Linked DNA regions of Mus musculus: region 2 is linked to region 1. Evidence: chromatin contacts called from ENCODE Hi-C or POLR2A ChIA-PET data. All regions are on one chromosome and are shown on one strand. The core of a region is the stretch at or near the end of the contact, and the rest is flanking DNA. Distances in the headings are between cores, read along the strand shown. Region 1 holds the start of Arhgap9 (Rho GTPase activating protein 9). Region 2 holds the start of Rps26 (ribosomal protein S26).

What was found. A loop is a pair of places that touch in the nucleus more often than their neighbours do. ChIA-PET counts read pairs that join two places held with the same protein, here RNA polymerase II (POLR2A).
Region 2: a loop to region 1 is called in a map of gastrocnemius, with 20 times the contacts of the local background. The contact joins the promoter of Rps26 here to the promoter of Arhgap9 in region 1. A Hi-C loop is called at or near these places in 6 of 37 maps with a recorded cell type or tissue (T-helper 1 cell, T-helper 17 cell, gastrocnemius and 2 more). POLR2A ChIA-PET finds 5 or more read pairs at or near these places in 1 of 5 experiments (embryonic stem cell).

The regions. Positions count from the first base shown.
Region 1 is chr10:127,318,436-127,324,654 of GRCm38, forward strand. It overlaps Arhgap9 (Rho GTPase activating protein 9), which reads left to right and starts at 3,529. Exons shown (of 16, transcript NM_001285785.2): 1 at 3,529-3,996; 2 at 4,259-4,455. The coding sequence starts at 3,681.
Region 2 is chr10:128,623,663-128,629,932 of GRCm38, forward strand. It overlaps Rps26 (ribosomal protein S26), which reads right to left and starts at 2,844. Exons shown (of 4, transcript NM_013765.2): 1 at 2,814-2,844; 2 at 2,401-2,578; 3 at 1,545-1,675; 4 at 867-974. The coding sequence starts at 2,816. The coding sequence ends at 939.

The sequences.
Region 1 (6,219 bases), core at 2,279-4,778:
AGAGGCACACTGTGCACTGCCTTGGAGGCCAAGCTTTGACTGTAGAGCACAGACTGGCCTTCACCCTCTCCCCTCAGCCTCCTAAACACTGGCATTTGCAGGTAGTGAAACACCCACCCACACCCCCACATACACTCCTGGTAGGTACCTGGTAACTTAAGAGCCTGGTAAAAGGTCATTATCATAAAGAGAGAGGATTTGGAAAAGTTTCAAAGACAATAAAAGCGGGGAGAGGGGACGGAAGAGATAGCTCAGCAGTTAAGAGCACTCACTGGCTGCTCTTACAGAGGACCCAGTTTTCGTTCCCAGCACCTATGTAGCACCTCTTAACCTCTGAGCCATCTCTCTAGCCCCTTGTTTGTTTGTTTGTTTGTTTGTTTGTTTGTTTAGACAGGGTTTCTCTATGTAGCTCTGGCTGTCTTGGAACTTACTTTGTAGACTAGGCTGCCTGGAACTCACAGAAATCCAACTGTCTCTGCCTCCCAAGTGCTGGTTGGCACTCCAAGAACCAAGAGACTGGTTCTCATGCCTTGGATCCCAGCCCTGCGAGGCAGAGGCAGGTGGATCTCTGTGAGTTCAAGGCTAGCCTATTCTACAGAGCTTCATCACTACCAGCTAAAGGCATGTACCACCACCCTGTCCCCAAATGTCAATGAGGAGATGCACATTTACAGTGAGATACACAGTTGCACTCTCCATATTCAGGGTGCTGCAGTGATGGTTCCCATGAATTTGAAGCCAGCCTGGGCCATGTAGTGAGTTCTAGGTCAGCCTGGACTGAAGAGTAATAATGAACGTTTTTTGTTTTTTTTATTTTTGGTGTTTGGTTTTTACCGACAGGGTTTCTCTGTGTAGCCCTGGCTGTCCTAGAACTAGCTCTGTAGATCCAGGTGGCCTTGAACTCACAGAGATTCTCCTGCCTATGCCTCCCAAGTGCTGGGACTAATAATATTGGCTTTTAAAAAAAAAGCTAATTTAAAAACAAAAGGGGGAGTTGGGCGTGGTGGCTCACGCCTTTAATCCCAGCACTCAGGAGGCAGAGGCAGGCAGATTTCTGAGTTCGAGGCCAGCCTGGTCTACAAAGTAAGTTCCAGGACAGCCAGGGCTATACAAAGAAACCCTGTCTCGGAAAAAAAAAAAAGGGGGGGGGAGGGAGCTGGAGAGATGGCTCAGGGGTTAAGAGCACTGGCTGCTCTTCCAGAGGTCCTGAGTTCAAATCCCAGCCACCACATGGTGGCTCACAACCATCTGTAATGAGATCTGATGCCCTCTTCTGGGGTGTCTGAAGATAGCTACAGTGTACTCATATATAATAAATAGATAGGCTGGAGTGAGCCGGGCCAGAAAAAATAATTTAAATCAAACAAACAAACAGACAAACAGAAAGCTAATTTTGTCAGGTATGATGGGTAGTTCTGAATCCCAGCACTGGGAGGCAGAGGCAGGTGGATCTCTGTGAGTTCCAGGCTAGCCTAGTCTATAGAGCTAGTTCCAGACAGCCAGGCAGGACTGTTACACAGAGAAACTCTGTCTTGAAAGACAAGCAAACAAAAAGATAATTTTAAATATCTGAATGAACACACAGGTAAAATCAGCCTCTGGATAAGGGAAGGAAGAGAAGGGGGCATGCTTCCCACAGTGAAACAGAGAGAACCTAAGGGAGTAGGTCCTGGAGGGTGAGGACCAGCCTGTCAGACCTTGGATTACGTCAGGGGAGGGGAGCTGGCTTGGCTGTCTCGCATCACCAGAGCGAAGAGGCACTCACCCTCTACTCCAGCTCTGCAAGCAGAAACTAAAAACCTTACACCACTCAGTGGAGGAAAAGCAAAGAATTGAGAAGTTTGCTTCTGATGCTCGGCACTCCCAGGCTAGTCAGTTCCTCTGCCGGCTAGGGAAAGGGCGACATCAGGTGACGTCAGTCTCCAAACACCTCTCATGATGTTTTTATTTATTTTTGAGACAGAGTCTTACTATATAGCTCTGGCTGTCCTGGAACTAACTAGATGTTGTTTGTTTGTTTGTTTGTTTGTTTGTTTTTAAAAAAGAATTATTTATGGGCTGGCGAGATGGCTCAGCAGATAAGAGCACTGACTGCTCTTCCATAGGTCCTGAGTTCAAATCCCACAACCACATGGTGACCCACCGGTAATGAGATCTAACGCCCTCTTCTGGAGTGTCTGAAGACAGATACAGTGTACTTACATATAATAAATAAATAAATCTTTTTTAAAAAAAAGAATTATTTACTTATTTATTATGAGTACACTGTAGCTGTCTTCAGACACACCAGAAGAGGGTGTCGGATCCCATCACAGATGGTCGTGAGCCTCCATGTGGTTACTGGGGATTGAACTCAGGGTCTTTGGAAGAGCAGTCAGTGCCCTTAACCACCAAGCCATCTCTCCAGCCCTAGAACTCACTATGTAGATAATGCTGGCCTCAAACTCATAGAGATGCACCTGCCCCTGCCTCCTGAGTGCTGGGTTGAAGGCGTGAGCCACTACATCGACTTCTGTACCGTGTGTGCACGGTCTCCAATTCAGCTGCAGTTAGTAAATTTCCTGTGTTAAGGTCAGTTAAGGTCTGGCCCCCTAAGCTGCTAAGGAGCTCATCCCTTTGTCATTTCTAGTTCTTGACGGCTCCTTCCACACAGGAGACAGTCCTCAACCAGTTCTTGTTAAGCATAGAAATAAAAAAGGCTGGAGAGATGGCTTGGCAGTTAAGAGCTCTGGCTGCTCTTCCAGAGAACCCTGGTTCAATTCCCAGTACCCACATGAGGGTTCACAACCGCCTGTAACTGTTGATCCCAGGGATCCAACACCGTCTTCTGGCCTCCTTGGGCAGCAGACATTTGGATGGTGCTGAGACATACACACAGACCAAACACTCACACATACAACAAGAATTGCAAATGGACGGAGCCCCATAATAAACCCGGGGACCCCTCCAGAAGGTTGATGCATAGATCATGCGCCCTAATGTGTCCTAGACGGGGCTGAAGGAGATATGCACTCTTCTTTTTTCCTTTCCTGCTCGCTTGTTTTTTTAGTTTTTCTGGTTGTCTGTCTGCACAGGAAACACAAAGCTTCGAGTCTGAGGCAGTTTGGGTGGTCACAGGAACACTGAGGCCTGTGTGAGCTTAAAAACGGGTCATGGCATAACCTTCCCTTCATCATTGTCACCTGTACTTTTGTCTGTGTTCTGCTCTTAGCCTGGCTCCTCCTCCTCCTCCTCCTCTTCCTCCTTATGTGCAGCTCAGGGCTCCCTTCAACATCCAGGATCAGGTCTTTCTGACCCTGGAACATCAGGTAACCTCGACAAGGTATCTAAAGATCACCAAGCTAGGTTGTCTTCTCAGATTCCCTGCCTTGCTTGCTGGGTAGGCTGCTGACCACATCCTCTCTCACCTTATTTATACACTTCCTCAACAGACACATCACACAGAAGTTGGACCCCCCCCAAACCTGTGCTGATCTCTCTCCCCTCTTCCTCTCGCCCTAAGGGTCCTGCACACACACACACACACACACACACACACACACACACACACACACACACACAAAAACACACACGCTCACACACACTCTTCAAACCATGCCCTTCTGTACGGAGGCACCAGCTCCTATTTCCTTCTGGAACTTCAGCACCCCCTTTTCCTATAGGTGACAGTGCCAGCCACCATGTTCTCAGGCCGGTGGTGGCCAAGTATCTGGGGAAATCTAGGGCTGAGTCTACAAAGCCCTTCTCAGGGACCCCAGCTCTGCGCCCTCTATCCGTTCACTTACACTGGGGCAGATGGCCGGCAGGTGTCTCTGGCTGAAGGTGACAGGTTCCTACTGCTTCGAAAGACCAACTCAGACTGGTGGCTGGCGAGGCGTCTGGGCGCACCCCCCAGCTCTCGGCCCATCTTTGTTCCAGCTGCATACATGACAGAGGAATCAATCTGCTGCCACAACCCAGCAGACACTACCTACAACAGCTCCCTCTGGACTCCTGGTAAGTAAGCTTTGAGCCTCCCCCCTCTTCACCTTTCCGACTCTCTGACTCTTCCCGCTTGAGCGCTGAGAGCACTACTCTGTCTTACCTTCTGCGGACTCCTTTGATAAGCCTAGTTCTCACCCAAGCCACTGTGGCGTCCCCTTTACACTCTTAGCTCTAGGGCCCGTGTCACTTCCCGGCAGCCTTGCCCTGCATTCCTAGACAATTCCCAAGGTCATATCTGTCCTCACCTGCCACTCCTTCACATCTCTCTTTCCAGGGACAAAGCTGTATCATGGCTCCCTGGAGGAGCTCTATCTGCCTCAGGAACCCCAGGTTGCTTCTGGGCAGCCTCTTCACCATCCCCACAAGATGTGCAAAAGTGTCAGCACGGGCAATGTGAAGGCCTGCTCCCTGAAATCCTTCAAGGAAGGGCCAGGAGAAAGGTCTCACTGGTGGATGACAGAAGTTGCTGTGGTGAGTTACAGAGCTTCCTGGAGCATAACTCAGAGCTTGGTCGGCCGCCTGCACTACAGCAGGGTGGGGCGGGATCTATGTGAAGTGGTGAACTGGACACAGCCTCCCTCCCTTAAGTACTGAAGGTAGGAGAGGGGGACACAGACAACACCCCTCCCTTAAAGATCAGAGAGGAGGGGAGAGGGGGACAGATGGACACAATGAGGAGAAGAGGCTGAGGTGCTCTGAGAAGATCTCGCAGGAGCAGGAAGAGTGGCCATAAGCAACGTAGGGGATGAGAAAGGACAGTCGAGTTACAGAGGCCCTGGAGGAACAGGGTATCCAGTACAGCCAAAGGAATGTCAGCAGACTGCTTTTCTCCAGTTCTAACTCCTAGCCCAGGGCAAGGTTTGTCCTAAAGTCCTGTCTTCAAGTCAGGACACTAGCAAGTTCCTTCTAACACTGAGTGCCTTGGTCAGCCCCTCCCCCACTCTGTTGTCAGTTGTATTTTGAGCCAGGGGTCTTAGTCCGCAGTAGGCCCAACTCGCCCCGCTTCCTTTTGTAGTTCAGACCGACCTCAAACTCCAGCAGCTGTCCTGCCTCAGCCTCCCAAACGCTGGGGTTGCTGGGATTACGAGCAAGCCCAGTGTACACTCTCTCTTTCACGGGTGTATAACAAGTCTTTCTCTTCCCTAGCTCTAGCGTAGTCTCTCACTTCTTGGTGTCTTCTTTTACTCTCGATGGTGTGAGGACAGGTCACTCTCTCCTCCCCCCCCCCAAAAAAAAAGCCTGTTCCCCTTTCCTGCAGCTCTGGGGCGGGGTTGCGTGGGGGAGGAGGGAAGTTGGCAACAGGAAGTGAGGAGAAGAGCAAAGACTGTGAGGGGAAGAATTTTTTAAAAAACAGCCAGGGACTGGGGTTTCTACCCATGTACCAGGGCCCCCCCCGGGCCCGGAGCTGACCGTGAGTAAATGGGAGAGAGATCGGGAGGGACAGGGGCAGAATAAGTTTTCTCCTCTTTCCCAGCTTCTCGCTCCTGGGGCAGGCAGGATCACATCCTGTCACAGCTCCCTGTGTACTGTAATCTGGCGGGCCTTCTCCGACGTCCAGGGTCCCTGGTCCGAAGCCCTTGCATCCCCTCGCATGCATTACAGGAGGCTGAATGGCTGCGAGCAGCTCCCAACAGAATTCTAAAGAGAAAGGCACTGAGTGTCTCTTTCTTCAGCTCTCAGACCATTGAGGCATGGACCCCAAGGAATTAGAATTACCCCAAGAGTCTTATGCTGGGGAATACAAGGTTGGGGTCCTGATCCCAGCCAGAAACGGAACTTGTCTCCCAGGAAGACGGTTCACAGTGTTCTGACACCTCTTCAGACCTTCCTGTGGCAGAGACGGAGCTGGGACAAAGATGAACAAGGACCATGCCTTTACCAGGACTGCCTAATTACAATTACCTTTTTTTTTTTTTTTGAGACAGGGTCTCCCTATGTAGCTCCTAGTTCTGGCTCCCCTGAAACTCACTATGAAGACCAGGCTGGCTTTGAACTCACTGAGATCTGTCTGTCTTTGCCTCCCAAGTGCTGAGATTGAAGGTGGGCATCACCATGCCTGGCTTTGTGATTACCGCTTGACTAAACCTATTCAAACCTGAACTGCATGTTAGAACCCTAAAAGCAGAATTGGGGATCATCGGATCTATTTATAAGACTGATCTGCTCTCACTGCGGCCACATTTTGTATGTATAGGTGTTTTGCCTGCATGTATGCTCCTATTAACACCTGCATGC
Region 2 (6,270 bases), core at 1,594-4,093, 1.3 Mb after region 1:
TAGTCTACAAAGTAAGTTCCAAGACAGCCAGAGCTACATAGAGAAACCCTGTCTAAACAAACAAACAAACAAACAAGGGGCTAGAGAGATGGCTCAGAGGTTAAGAGCTGCTACATAGGTGCTGGGAACGAAAACTGGGTCCTCTGTAAGAGCAGCCAGTGAGTGCTCTTAACTGCTGAGCTATCTCTTCCACTCCCTCTCCCCACTTTTATTGTCTTTGAAACTTTTCCAAATCCTCTCTTTATGATAATGACCTTTTACCAGGCTCTTAAGTTACCAGGTACCTACCAGGAGTGTATGTGGGGGTGTGGGTGGGTGTTTCACTACCTGCAAATGCCAGTGTTTAGGAGGCTGAGGGGAGAGGGTGAAGGCCAGTCTGTGCTCTACAGTCAAAGCTTGGCCTCCTTTCAGATAAAGGTTAAGTGGTCAACTTAGCCAGAGATGGTTGACTCACAGGTACTGAGGCATCTAGGTTCAAAGCCAGCAAGACATGAAGGCATGAGACCATGCCTCAAAACAAATTAAACTGGCTTAAAACTTTAACATCCTATGGTCACATTAAAGTCTGTAGGGCCGGGGACCAGTGAGTGCCCTGCACCATAAAAACAGAAACCCTGGCTTGTTAAGTCTTACAAGGATCCAGGTGATCCACAGAACCCTGTCCATAAGCTGAGCCCAGTGAACACACTTGTAATCCCATGGCTTGCTGGGAGTCCAGGCAGCATAAACGGGATCCATGGAGCTCACTGCTGGCCAGCCTGCAGAGAATGCCTTAGAAAATAAGGTGTACAGAGCCCAAAGCACCAAGTTCTGCACTATGGACCCCCTGAAACGCACACAAGAGTCTCGACATAAACACACTCCGATGCCATGTAAAGTACAACTTCCATTTTATTTTTCCAGGGTAATTTTCCTTCCGTCCTTACAAAACGGCCTCTTTACATGGGCTTTGGTGGAGGTCGAGGTGCAGCGCCCTGAAAAACAAGAGATGAGCTAAATTAGAAATGAGGTACTCGGATCTGCTGCGGTTGCCTACTTAACCCCAGCATTCTAGAGGCAGAAGAATCAAGAGTCCTAGGTGAGCGAAGGCCAGTGAAACCTCTTTTTTTTTTTCTTTCCGAGACAGGGTTTCTCTGTATAGCCCTGGCTGTCCTGGAACTCACTTTGTAGACCAGACTGGCCTCGAACTCAGAAATTTGCCTGTCTCTGCCTCCCGAGTGCTGGGATTAAAGGCGTGCGCCACCACGCCTGGCTTCCAGCGAGACTTCTTAAAACAAAACAAAACAAAAAAAACCAAACCCACCCACCCATGTAGTTCACAGTAGAGCACTTACCAGCATTAAGTTGAGGACCCAGCACCTCAAACCAAAGAAACCAACCACCACCCACCTAGCATCACTAAAAGTGTTTCAGGTTATGCAAAACAGACAAGCATTTTTAAAATTTAAATGTAGGTCGTAGCTGCCACACAGACTAAATAAGACCTTAATGGATACTTCTCTGGGTAAGACTATGTATGTCCCAAGTTAAAATAATTTACTTACAGCAGGTCTGAATCGTGGTGGGGGTGTTCGGTCCTTCCGGGCCTCGCGGGATCGATTCCTAACAACCTTGCTATGGATGGCACAGCTCACGCAATAATGCAGCTTGACATAGAGCTTGGGAAGCACGTAGGCTGAGAAATCGAGAAGCAGATTAGACAGACGCCCTTTCCTGTGATTCTCTTATTCTATTGGTCAGGATTACCCTAACCTCCAAGTTTTACTGATAAATGACACCCAATGAAAACCAGAGAAACCAACACCACACCCAACATACACCAAGAGTTCAACTCTTGGGCTAGAGGTTGCCACTCAAAAGGCCAAGGCATCCTCAAAGCCAAAGTGGGCCACACAATATGAGAATAGCTCAAGTTAGGGAGTCTCACTCTGCTGGCAGGCCTCATGGTTACTACTGTTAGGTCAAGAAAAAAACAAAACAATGAACAAACAGACAAAAGCCAGCCAGGTGCTGTGGTGCACGCCTTTAATCCCAGCACTAGGGAAGATCTCTTGAGTAGGTCTACACAGTGAGTTCTGAGACGCCAAAAACCAAGTCACAAACTGCCCAAACCAGTCTTTGCCCGTTTTAAAAGCTGTTCAATTTTTTTCAATAACTAAAGAATTATGCTTTTTCAGATTCTCCTAAATAGGCAGTCTCTCACAGGGATGGGATGCAGGGGTTTGGCTACCATGCATGAGCCTCAATCTCCACCCCAAGAGAAAAACCAAGTTAAAACCCCATCATTAGGCCTGCTTACTGTGCCACAAAAGGCACCTTCTCCCCAAGCTGAAGACAACGAGCCATACACACCCTCCTCACTCTTCGTCCCTGTACAAATCACGGCTGTGGCTCACTTACCGTCGAAGACGCTTGCTTCAGATATGTCCCTGACAGCAGCGGCTTCTACAATGTTCCGAATGACAAACTTCTTGATGGCCTTATCCTTGGGCACGCACCGGGCGCAGTTCGTGCAGCGAATGGGCTGCACATGGCCGCGGCCCTTTTTGGCGCGACCGTTGTTTCTTCTTTTTTTGGTCTGAGAATGGAAAGAGACGCTATTGGAAAGGGGGCGAGAATTCAGCCCTTCCTGGCCGGCCGCCGCCCGCAGCCCCGACAGAGACCCGTACAAGTCCCGAGCACGCCAAGTCCGGGCTGGACGGACCCTTTGTCACTTTCTCCTCCAAGACTCTGACTTTCAGGTCCCTACCGTCCATAGATCTACTTCTACCCCAGTACCCAGGCCCGCGCGCTCACCACGCGGCGACACTCACCATCTTGGAGCCAAGACTCGAAAGAGGATCCGGCGGCTTGCCCGACCCGCTTATATAGTACGAGATTCCTACGCTCACGCTGAAAAAAAAAACCCTCAGCGACCTGTAATTCTATTTACTCCCTAGCAGCTATTATGCTCGAATTTACCTAATTACTTAGAGTTTCCTGTGAAATGTAGGGTTGTGATAAGTCCCTAGAAATGGTCTATGACGAAAAATATCAGTGGAACTATTTAACCTTCCGGCGGAAGATTAAAATGTTACATTCCCAAACCAGGAAGTGATTACAAGGCTCTATAACATCCGGTTTACGATAGTTCCAGAGCGGAAGTTATCCAGAATTCGGACGCACACTCCCTAGTGTGGGAGGACAAAAGAGATGCATTGTGGGAGTTGTAGTACGACTTGGAGAGGTTCTCTCTTGCCCGTAGTAGACGGACTAAAGGCGGCGCTAAACCACCTTAAGACGCCATGATTTATTTCTTTGAAATATGTGTTCTAAGTGTAGGAATTAGAAATAGAAGACCTGGGAGAAATAAACCATTTGTAAATGCGTCTTTCCAAATAGAGGCTTCGAGTGTTGGGATTAGGCCACCACGCTGGGCTTGGACCACCATTTTATTTCCAGATCCTATTAACACAGATGAAGCACTGTAGTTAGTACATTGTATGTACCAACACAATTTAACTGATCAAGTCTATCAGATAGTTATTTATTTTGAAACATAGTCAAGTAGTCCAGGCTGACCTGGAACTTATTTGGTTAGCCAAGTGTGACCTTGAATTTCTTTTTCTTTTTTTTTTGATTTTCATTTCCCTAATTGCTAGAGATGAACTTTCTTCTTTTAAGATATTTCTCAGCCAGGCGTGGTGGCGCACACCTTTAATCCCAGCACTTGGGAGGCAGAGGCAGGCGGATGTCTGAGTTCAAGGCCAGCTGGTCTACAAAGTGAGTTCCAGGACAGTCAGGGCTATACAGAGAAACCCTGTCTCGAAAAACCAAAAAAAAAAAAAAAAAAAAAATTTAAAAAAAAAAATAATAAAATAAATAAATAAAAAATAAAAATACCTTTGCGATTTTTCCTTATTCTGGTCAGAATGGCAAAGATCAATGGAACAACTGACAAGAAATGACTGAGAGGATGGGGAGGACTCACTCACTGTTGGTGGGATAGCAATCTGGTATAGTCACTATGGAAATCAGTGTGGAGAACTTTCAAGAGATAAATCTATCACATGACCCAGCCATATCTCTCCTTGGCATATGCCAGAGGGACTCAACATGTTACTCTGCAGATACCTGCTTAGACACGCTCATTGCTGCTCCAAACACAATAGGCAGGAGATGGAACAACCTAAATGTCCTACATCTGACAAACACGTAGTGAAAATGTAGTTCATATACACTGTGGAATGCTGTCCAGCTGTAAACACACACACACACACACACACACACACACACACACACATAAATCATGAACCTTGCAGGTAAATGGATGGAGCTAGAAAAGATCACCCTGAACGAGGTAACCCAGACCTGGAAAGTCACTGTCATTGGAGGCTCTTAGCTGCAAACCTTCAGGTGTGAGTTCACATATCATATATCCTAGAGCAACTGCAGAAGTGGGAGAGTAAAGTGGAACCACTGCCAGGATCGGGGGTTGGGGAGCAGTAGCGGGGGAAGCGGCAGTGTACATGTGACCTGATCAAGGAAATGGGAAGGGAGGTGTTCCTTAGGGAGGAAGATCAAAGTAAATTCCGAAAAAGATTCAAAGAAGGCAAAAGAGACTAGTAGTATACAATTGATCTGATAGGGACGTGGGACCTCTTTAGGGAAAAGGGAGGGAGGTAAATACAGAAGAAGGAAGTGGATGAAATAACAAACATTTCTGCCAGGCAGTGGTGGCACACGCCTTTAGCCCCAGAACTTGGGAGGCAGAGGCAGGTGGATTTCTGAGTTCGAGGCCAGCCTGGTCTACAGAGTGAGTTCCAGGACAGCCAGGGCTACACAGAGAAACCCTGTCTCAAAAAAACCAAAAAGAAAAAAACAAACATTTCTGTAAAAAGCCACAAAAAATTATACTGCATTACCTACTTACCAAGAAACCCTATAATACACATCAACCCATGAATAAATACACACATATATTTTTAATGCATCTTCTCACCGGGGCTGATGGTGCTCCCTCTGAGAGCTAAAGACCACCCAACGAAACCCCAGTACCAAACAATACCAAAAAGAGAATCCATCTTTTGAGGTGTTGGCCAGGGTTGTCCAAGAGACTCTCAAGCATGCAGCAGCCTCTTCCTGTTGCCCTTGGTTATCTCTGAGATGGAAGGTATGTTCCTGCTATTTCTGAATACAGGAAGCATGTCAGAAGCAAGGCCCAGAGACCCCTGAGGTGGAACTGACCTGAATATTTCCTCCCTGAAATCTAGCTTTCCTGGTACCAGAGGGCACCATCTGAGGGAGTCAACCTAAAGTTCTCCTGCTATGATCCCACTAACCACATCAATGACCAGCATGGCATATAACCCTAAGGTGCAGTAGTGGCACACATATTTTCACAGTAACCAACAACTCTCTGGTTGGACTTAAGAACCAGTCAGTGAGGGGCTGGAGAGATGGATCAGGGGTTAAGAGCACTGACTGCTTTTCTGAAGCTCCTGAGTTCAAATCCCAACAACCACATGGTGGCTCACAACCATCCGTAAGGAGATCTGGCACCCTCTTCTGGAATGTCTGCAGACAGCTACAGTGTACTTACATATAATAAATAAACAAATCTTTAAAAAAACCAAAAGAACCAGTCAGTGAGAGGGGGACCATGGAAAGCTAGTTAACTACTCAGTGCTAGTGAAGCCATGGCTATTGGAGGAGAAGCTACTACAAATTCTTCTTCTTCTTCTTCTTCTTCTTCTTCTTCTTCTTCTTCTTCTTCTTCTTCTTCTTCTTCTTCTTCTTCTTCTTCTTCTTCTTCTTCTTCTTCTTCTTCTTCTTCTTCTTCTTTTCAAGACAGGGTTCTCTGTGTAGCCCTGGCAGTCCTGGAACTCACTCTGTAGACCAGGCTGGCCTCGAACTCAGAAATCCGCCTGCCTCTGCCTCCCAAGTGCTGGGATTAAAGGCGTGTGCCATACTGCCCGGCAAGCTATGACTTCTAATTTACTATGCCAGCATAATCCCTTGCAACAATCTATAAACGTTTGTCCTTACACCTACAAAGTATAGACTTCACCCCTCATCAAGGAAACTTCTCTTTACAACAGATGGAGACCACTACAGAAAACCACAACCAATCAAAATGCAGAGTTGTGGAGCACAGTCCCAATGGATACAATGACAAAAACATTTCTGCACCTGAGGCTCAGGGAGCATTGCAGAAGAGGGGGTGAAAGACTGTAAGAGCCAGAGGATCAGGGAGTTTGCCTTGAGAGTGTGTCTCCTTTGCAGCATCAG